3 separate regions of the Homo sapiens genome follow, and regions 1 and 3 are each linked to region 2. A link is a contact called in ENCODE Hi-C or POLR2A ChIA-PET data. All regions are on one chromosome and are shown on one strand. Each heading gives the region's core, a stretch centred on a gene start or an enhancer-like site at or near the end of the contact. The rest is flanking DNA. Distances are from core to core; before and after follow the strand shown.

Region 1 (2,785 bases), core at 286-2,785, 1.1 Mb after region 2:
GACTTGAAACAATTCAGTCTTCGCCACCCCAGACCAGCCCGTGAGGGCAAGGCCAGGAAGGGATACAGGGTTCTAGAGAACCAGGGCCTCACCGCCAGCTCCGGCCGCTAAGCAAACATTCCCTCCAGGAGTCCGAGAAGCCGGTGTGCGAGGGGAGGAACCAGCCTGAGGTTTATCGCTCCAGCAACTCCGGGTGATTCATAGAGTTTAGACTCCCGGTTGTCGTAGACCGCGGCAGGCACGCAAACAAGCAGCCCGGGAGATACCCTCCCCTTTCCCAGCCCCCGCTCCTCCACCTTGCTACCCCCTAGCCCGTGACCAGCTGCCTCCCCTCCCCCTCGCGGGCGCTCAGGGTTGAGCAAACACTCCGGGCCGCCCGCCCCGCCACCAGCTGGCTCCGACCGGCGCACCGCTGGCGATCCCCCAGGCAATTCGGCGTCATGAGAACCGGCACCCCGAGACTCGGCGCCCTGCCCTCCCTCCGCGTCTCCAGGGCCCTGGCCAGGCCCAACAACCTCTCCCTCCTCTGTGCGCCTCAGCCCCTACGGGCCTCTGGCGCGGGCTAACTAGGCCTCGCTGCGGGCCCCCAGGACTGCGCACCCCACCCCCCGCGAGGCCAGCAGCCCCGGGGGAAGGCGGCCGGAAAATCTCTTGTTTATCGGGCTGGATAAGTACCAGCCTGGATTCGCTTCCCAATTTCTGCGGTCCAGCTTCAGCAGATTCCTGGGGCCGGAGGGGAAAGGGTGGCAACCCACAGATCCACCCCGGAACAGGGAGTGGGGGGTGGGGCTGGTGGGAACCTGACCTCCTGGAAAGGACGGACTCGGAGTCAGAGCCAACGTGTCCCGGAGCGCAGAGGCCCAGGGGGTCGCGCTAAACACTGTACCTCGGGGAACAAAACCGTGAAGGCTAATTAGGACAAGTCGGAGCAGGGAACGGGGACGCCGGGAGGGGAGAGCGCGCTCCGAGTTGGGCAGAACCTGGAACGGTCACAGGAAACCCGGGCGCGGGGTAGTCGGGCCGAGGGGGACCTTTGCCCACGGTCCAGAGTGGTCTGGACTCGGCCCACGCGTGAGAGGAGCGCTTGGTGACGATCCCACGTACGCTTGGTGACTGGTGGAGGTCCCAGAGAAGGACCGTGCGTGCAAAAGGCGAACCTCGGTGTGCGGTGTGTCCACGTGTGCAAGCTGGGGAGGGGAGGGGGCGCAGAAGGCGTGACAAAGACGGACTCTGTCTTGAGTGTGCGCCTCGCTCCGGCCCGCTCCCAGCGAACTGTGCCTGAAGTGTGTCTCACGGGAGGGCCAGGACGAAGGTGACAAAGGCTAGGTGTCCCCCACGGAGACGCGCCAAGGTAGCCCCGCGCGTGTCCGTAGGCGCGCTCTCTGGAAGACGCGGTGGGGGGTGCGCAGGGCTGCACCCTCACACCAATTGCCCCGGCGAAGGCCGAGCCCAGAAAGTGAGTGCGCGTGAGTGTGCGCGCGCCCGCATGCGGGGGCGTGGCAGTCAACAGCAACAACCCACACGCCGGCAGGGCCAGAAACTCCCATCTCCCTCACCAGCCGGAAAGTACGAGTCGGCTCAGCCTGGAGGTGAGTCGGGGCGGGGAGGGCCGGGCAGGCTTTGTTCCTGTGTAAACGGAGCGCACGTACCTGGAGCGCGGCGGGCGCCCGATTAGCGCCCTGAATGGAGGTGATGTAACGGTGATGCAGGCTCCAGCCCACCCTCGCCGAAAGCAAGGAGCCCTGCCTGGGGACAGGCCCGCGCGAGAGCGAGCAACCCAGCGCGCCTGGCTCAGCCTCGGTCCCAGGGAGAGGCAGGCCCTGCGTCCCGGCCCGGGCCCCGCCATCCCAGCCAGGACCGGGCCTGGCCCAGCGCCCCGCGCCGCGTCCCTCCCACCCCCGCCCGCCCCCCGCCTGGGGCTGGAGTTGGCCCCAAACGCTGCGCTGGAGCGGGGCCGGCGGCGAGTCCCAGGTAAGGGCTGCTGCCTTCCCGCTCCGCCGCCCGGAAGAGTCGGGTCGGGACGGCGGGGAGTGGGCGAGGGCAGAGGCGGGGGGACTGGACATCCTGCGGGCTGGGGACGCCGCGCCAACTCCGCTCGGTCGCTGAAAGTTTTCAAACCCGAGCCGGCTGGGGACTGGGGGGGTGGGGGAGCCCGGCGCTGCGGCTCGGGCTGGAGGGAGGGGAAACCACTCCATAATCGGGGTCTCCAAGAGGAGCCCCTCCACCGCCTGCCTCTCGGTGGGAGTCCGCGGTCACTCTCTCTCGTGGGTGGCGTCCTCTCTGCCGCCTGCTACTGTGGATGTGGAGGGCAGGTTTCTGTGGCCCTAAAAATGGGAGAGAGTGACTGGTTCCCTTGCTCCCCATTCCAGCCACCCAGGGAGCGCAGGTGTAGACCCCAGTACCGTCGACCCAAGTAGGGACGAGAGGGTTCAGAATCCCCCTGAGGGAAGTTTGGAAATTCAGACTATCAAAGCGCCTCCCCTTCTGGTAGCCTGGCCCCTAGATCCCGAACCCCCACTCCCGGCTGGCTTTTCCAGCGTCCTTTGCACCTCCATCCCCAGGCCCGCAGTGTTACACGCTGGAAGACCCAATCACTTACAAACTCCACGATCAAGATCCTAAAGCCCGGGAGAGGAGACTGTTGGAAGTAGGGTTTTGTGCTCCTGGAGCTTCCTCTCCCCGCCGGCCCCCCACCCCTGTGCCTTCAACTGGACTGGGGGAGGGAGTGCATTGGGGGGTGGGGCGCATTCCAGAGTGACATTCCAGAGCAGACCCTTGAAGATTT
Region 2 (2,883 bases), core at 94-2,593:
CCGCTCCACTCCAGGCCCTTCTCCAGCTCTGGCGGCGGCATTGCTGGTCAGTGACCACCGACCACTGAGTGCTCCTCCCCACTGCTGGCCGGCAGGGTACAGAGAAGGGGGTACCCAACAGCTGCTTCAAGAAGGTTCTTGTGTAATCCTAGAGCAGGTTCCACACTGTTGCTATTTGGGCCAGATAATTTCTCATCGGGAGGTGGACCTGCCCTGTGCACTGTAGGATATTCAGCAGCATCCCTGGTCTCTACCCATTAGATGCCAGTAGCATCCACCCCCCAGTCACAACAAGCAAAACTGTCTCAAGATATTGCCCAATGTCCCCCAGGAGGCAAAACTGCCCCAGTTGAGAAACAGCAGCCTTGAGTGAGAACACACAGGTGAAGATAGAGCAGGTATGCTCACCAGGTAAACAACAAAGACAGAGAAGCAGGGAGGCGGGTGTGGATGGTCAGAACCGGGTGAGAACATGGCGGCACGAGCCCCCAGAGCTGCGTTAAGGGTTTCAACGCCAAGGCAGGAACCCCCAGACCCTGTGAGTGATGTCAGGTCCTGTGGTTTCCCGATCTTATACGCTCATTAGAGAGGAAAGAAAGGGAAACCACAGACCCGGCTCCCCAGGACTCACCAGAGAAGCTGCAGGTCACTGTGGCTGCCCAAAGGGACCAAATATCCTGGCCATGATGGCTACAGGGGAGGACAGCTCCCCGCATCCCATTAGCCACACCACCCAGCACATCCTTGCGGGTAGAACTATTGAGGTAGGTCAGAGGGGACAGCAGGGAAACTCAGCTGAAATCACGGCCATCCTGGGCTAGCCCTGGGGTCCCCAGGATCTTGTTCAACCCCACACCCCAGAAAGACAGGGACAGGTCTACCCAGTGCTGCCTGCTGCCACGGTCTCGCTTCCTGGGGGGTTGGGAACGAGACTTTGTGGCTTGTAGAAAGCCATCTTCAATAACCAGCAAGGAAGGGTCCTGAGAGAGTTGGGGCCTAGAGGGAGTCACGCATCTGTCCCACTGCCCCAGCGAGGAGGGGGCTGCAGTACCTGGCAGTCCACACTGGGGATGAGGCCTGGGTGTCTGGAGCTCAGACTAGACAGGCCACCCAGCAGGATTGAGGGTCAGCAACAGCTTGGTTTCACCAGCCTTGAGTGACCTTGAGTCACTCTGAGCTTCTAACAGAGAACAGTTTGGAGGTGACGAGCTGGATCATAGAGTTTAAGAGAAAGTAGGTGGTGGGAGTCTCGCCAGAGGCCTGGGCAGGTCCTGGGGGCAGCTATGGTTTGGGAGGCCACAGGGCATTGTGGCTTTGGGCGGGGCTTTCAGAAGCATGGTGACTCAGCTCTGGGGAAGTGGCTAAAATAGGCTGCCCAACGTGGGGCAGGCACTCCCCATAGCCTGCCTTGGGCGGGACACCCCCACCCCACCCCAGAAACCACATCCCACTTTCTTGGCAGGGAGAGGGAAAATGGATCACAGCTCACAGCCCTCCCTAGCTCTCCTGAGCCTCCGGAGGAACAGATTCCTCTACCCTCAGCCCACTGACCACGGAACCTTCCTTTAAGGTGGGAACGAGGAGCCCTCCCCAGAAGGTCAGGCCCCTGCTTGGGTCACAGCAACCACACCTTTAGTTCAGCCCTGTTCCTGAGACTACGGAAGACCACCCTTGCCTGGACCCCTCGCCTATCCTCCCTGGCCCTCCCAGCTTGGCCAGCCCAGCAGACCCAGAGCAGAAGGACAGACGGGACCAACACTTCTCACTCCAAGTGACCGGGCAGTGGCCTGTCCCTGGCAGCTTGGCTTGAGGCAGGCGCCAGACCTGAGCTCTCATGGGGCAGCTAGGCAGGCCTCGCTCTCTGAAGCTGCCCTGCGGTTCACCCCGGTATACAGGGTACACAACATGCCTCAATGCCCACTGCCACTGCCTCCGCCACTGCTGCTGGGCAGCATGCCCTCTGCAGGGCCTTCCCCTAGCTGTTCTAACCAACCACCCGATGCCAGGTCCAGGCAATGTGGCCGAATAGCAGAGGGCTTTTAGTGCACGATGACTTTAGTTGTGACCTGGATCGGCTACAAGAGGCTTTGTTCCATTACTCATCATCCAGTCACTCACTCCATGACTTCCTGCAGACCCACTGATATTCACAAACTCTTCTAGGCCCTGGAGATAGAGCAGTGAAAATAGCACGCTGTTTTCCCAGGGCACGTGTGTAGTGTGAGTGTGGGGGGTGGGGGTGGGGAATGGAGGTGTAAACCTATAAATAAAATAAATGGTATCTCATATTCCTCAGTATAAGGAGGGAAAGGGGTGGTATGAGTGGGTGTGGGAGTCAGGGGGTCTGGGGGAGGCCCCTCTTGAGGAAGGAGCATCATGAGTTGAGAACCAAATGATGAGAAGGAACCAGCCGGGTCAGAAGCGACCCAGGCAGAGGGAACGGCGCGTGCAAACGCCGGGGTATAGGAACAGGCTTGTGGCATTTATGGAATAGAATAAAAATCCATGCAGCCAGGGCCCAGGTTACATAGAGCCCTCCCTACCAGGCCACATAAAGAGTTCTGTTTTGTTTTTAGTTTTTATTACAGGCACCTGCCATCATGCCCAGTTAATTTTTGAATTTTTTGGAGAGACCAGGTTTCACCATGTTGGCTAGGCTGGTCCTGAACTCCTGACTTCAGGTGATCTGCCCGCCTCGGCCTCCCAAAGTGCTGGGATTACAGGAGCCACTGCTCCTGGCCGATTTTTTTATGTTTTTAGAGATGGGGTTTCACCACGTCGGCCAGGCTGGTCTCGAACTCCTGGCATCAAGCAATCCACCCGCCTTGGCCTCCCAAAGTTCTGGCATTACAGGCATGAGCCACCGCACCCAGCCCAGGTAAG
Region 3 (2,882 bases), core at 6-2,505, 1.5 Mb after region 2:
GGGGGTCTTGTTGAAGGAATTGTCATTCACTGCCAAAATCATTCCATCCTCCTTCCTCAGTGTCTGTCCTCAGATGGTCAGCTCCCCGCTCAACAGACTGTCTCCCGCCTCTGTGACCAGCCTCTCTTTGGCAAGAGGGAGCTAGAAGGCTTTACAGTCCTAATCATTTTTCTGTTGGAAAAAAAAAAAAAAAACCAAGGCTCCTTTCCCTGTGGCGTGTACCCAGAGGTTGATTACCTGAGTCTGTCCTGCCTCTCCCCACCCCACCTCCCTAGCCAAACGCTGCTGCCAAAGCCCACGCTATTGCCCTAGATGGCCTGTCTTCAGCGGGCTGCCCCTCGAGGTCCCAGGCTCTCCGCGGAGCCCTCACCTTCCCAGCAGGGATCAGAACCTGCACTCCTCTATGCGAGTCCTGGGACAGCACAAAGTGGATTAGGGTTAGGGTTCCCACAAACGGAAAAATGTTATTCAAACAACTCTGTAGGGTCCGAGGAGGCCCTCCGTCTTAATTCTCGAGACTGACCGGCCCTCGCTGCCCCGAGCGGGAGCAGTTGCCCCGGCAACAGCCGCTCCCTCTCAACTGGAGCTGCACCCAGGCTTTGGCTAAAGGCTGTTAAAACGTTGGCCAGGTGCGGTGGCTCACGTCTGTAATCCCAGGGCGGATCACCTGAGGTCAGGAGTTTGAAACCATCCTGGCCAACATGGCGAAATTTCGTCTCTACTAAAAATACAAAAATTAGCGGGGCGTGGTGGTGCGCGCCTGTAACCCCAGCTGCTCGGGAGGCTGAGGCAGGGGAATCGCTTGAACCCGGGAGGCGGAGGTTGCAGTGATCCGAGATCGCGCCACGGCAGTCCAGCCTGGGCGACAGAGCGAGACTCCGTCTCAAAAAAAAAAAAAAAAGTTAGGGTCCTTTACCCGAGGGCCGGCTTTCCTCACTCCCCGCCACAGGTAGGGGAAACCAGGCCGGAGCCGGCGGGCCCACCCGCCCAGAACCGGGAATTCGGCGAGCCCCGCCCCTGCCACCCCAGCGCCGGCCGCTCGGTAACAAACACTTCCACTTCCTGAGCGCTAGTCTTCGCCCGCCGCGGGGCGCCGCGCCGAGCGCAGGCCCCGCCCCGCGCGTTCCCAATGGCCGGCGCCGTTCACCCGGCCGGAGCGCCCAGGCCTGCAGCCCCCTATTGGCCCGCGGAGGTCCCCACCCTCAGCGCGGCCCCGCCCCCGGGGTAAGGAGCCGGGGCGGACTCTGGGACGCTCAGACGCCGCGCGGGGCGGGGATTGGTCTGTGGTCCTCTCTCGGCTCCTCGCGGCTCGCGGCGGCCGACGGTTCCTGGGACACCTGCTTGCTTGGCCCGTCCGGCGGCTCAGGGCTTCTCTGCTGCGCTCCCGGTTCGCTGGACGGGAAGAAGGGCTGGGCCGTCCCGTCCCGTCCCCATCGGAACCCCAAGTCGCGCCGCTGACCCGTCGCAGGGCGAGATGAGCGCGGACGCAGCGGCCGGGGCGCCCCTGCCCCGGCTCTGCTGCCTGGAGAAGGGTCCGAACGGCTACGGCTTCCACCTGCACGGGGAGAAGGGCAAGTTGGGCCAGTACATCCGGCTGGTGGAGCCCGGCTCGCCGGCCGAGAAGGCGGGGCTGCTGGCGGGGGACCGGCTGGTGGAGGTGAACGGCGAAAACGTGGAGAAGGAGACCCACCAGCAGGTGGTGAGCCGCATCCGCGCCGCACTCAACGCCGTGCGCCTGCTGGTGGTCGACCCCGAGACGGACGAGCAGCTGCAGAAGCTCGGCGTCCAGGTCCGAGAGGAGCTGCTGCGCGCCCAGGAAGCGCCGGGGCAGGCCGAGCCGCCGGCCGCCGCCGAGGTGCAGGGGGCTGGCAACGAAAATGAGCCTCGCGAGGCCGACAAGAGCCACCCGGAGCAGGTAAGCGGGGCCCAAGCCGCGCAGGCTGGCATGGAGTGGGAGGAGGATCCGGAGAGACCCAGGTGCCCCGGCCGTCCAGCCCCGCGCCCGCCGTCGTTTTTCTGAAACTCGAGCTGCGAGGGGGAGACCGCTTCCGCCCGCCGACCAGGCGCCCTGACACATCCTAGGCAGGCCTGGGGCTGCGTCCCGCGACCTCCTCTCCTTCCCAGGCTGTGCTGGGAGCTTGAGCGCCTTTGCCGCCTGCACCTCTTGTTCCCTGGCCTTTGGGAGGGCGGCGCAGGGGAACCCAGCCCCCTTCCCTCGGGTCTGTGGGTGTCTGCTCCCGTTCCTCGGAATCCCCCAATCCTGCTCCTTCCCTGGTGCCCTCTCCTCGTTCACCCCAGTCCGCAGATGGGCCGGGGAGAAAGGGCTCTCCGCCCCAGAGGTGCCAGCTTCGCCCGCCACTCCTACTTCAAAAGCTAGAGGAATAGCATTACTCCTCCTGTGTGGAGCCCCGGCGCGAGGAGGCCCTCTCCGCAGCCCGCCGGTGTGTGTCCTGAACTTCAGTCCTGCTGGACTTCATCCTCCCGGAGTCCTGTGTGACTTCTAAGGGAGAGGAAGCCCCACCATCTCAGGGCGGTGTGGGGGTTGCCTGGCAGGGAGGAGGAGCCAAGGCATCTCGGAGTGGTGGTTCTGCCACCTCAGAGGATTTACGATTCTCAGGAATGTGAAGAGTAAGCGCCTAGAACTGTATCTGGGAGGGAAGGGGAAAGACCTTGGAAGAAGAAAAAGATGGCCATGGGGAGGAGAGAGAGCTCCTGGGGCTCACGGCCCTGTGTGCGCCAGCGGAGCTCACGGTGAGCCGGTGGTCTTGCCCTGGCCTTGCCATGGTCACTCTGGTGCCCACACAGCCAGCAGGCCGGTTGCTTTTTGCCCATGTTTGGTGTTTGCCCATGGGATCCCAGTTTGGATCAGCTGCAAGAGGGGC

The links. A loop is a pair of places that touch in the nucleus more often than their neighbours do. ChIA-PET counts read pairs that join two places held with the same protein, here RNA polymerase II (POLR2A). Pooled maps may share reads with other maps.
Region 1: a map of ascending aorta shows a loop between it and region 2 (5-fold over the local background). The contact joins the promoter of GPRC5C here to the enhancer-like site in region 2. A Hi-C loop is called at or near these places in 2 of 168 maps with a recorded cell type or tissue (aorta and ascending aorta) and 8 of 50 pooled maps.
Region 3: a loop to region 2 is called in a pooled map, with 5 times the contacts of the local background. The contact joins the promoter of NHERF1 here to the enhancer-like site in region 2. A Hi-C loop is called at or near these places in 7 of 50 pooled maps. POLR2A ChIA-PET finds 5 or more read pairs at or near these places in 2 of 52 experiments (HepG2 and K562).

What each region holds. Positions count from the first base shown.
Region 1 is chr17:74,430,553-74,433,337 of GRCh38, forward strand. GPRC5C (G protein-coupled receptor class C group 5 member C) reads left to right here and starts at 1,536. Exons shown (of 4, transcript NM_022036.4): 1 at 1,536-1,589. RefSeq lists a silencer at 409-548.
Region 2 is chr17:73,290,273-73,293,155 of GRCh38, forward strand. The region is part of intron 1 of CDC42EP4 (CDC42 effector protein 4); the gene reads right to left. Among named protein-coding and RNA genes, the nearest start is that of CDC42EP4, 20 kb to the right of the region's middle. RefSeq lists enhancers at 654-873, 1,164-1,243, 1,218-1,512, 1,496-2,377, 1,644-1,713. Within about 2 kb of position 1,344, at least 32 of the 41 ENCODE cell types and tissues checked have a DNase peak (open chromatin) inside an H3K27ac peak, as active enhancers do; they include ascending aorta, where a contact is called at or near this core.
Region 3 is chr17:74,747,373-74,750,254 of GRCh38, forward strand. It overlaps NHERF1 (NHERF family PDZ scaffold protein 1), which reads left to right and starts at 1,256. Exons shown (of 6, transcript NM_004252.5): 1 at 1,256-1,915. The coding sequence starts at 1,475. It overlaps SLC9A3R1-AS1 (SLC9A3R1 antisense RNA 1), which reads right to left and starts at 2,495. Exons shown (of 3, transcript NR_187307.1): 1 at 1,691-2,495; 2 at 1,201-1,555; 3 at 1-171. MIR3615 (microRNA 3615) reads left to right here and starts at 1,241; the gene lies at 1,241-1,327. RefSeq lists enhancers at 1-405, 1,694-2,319 and a silencer at 800-1,489.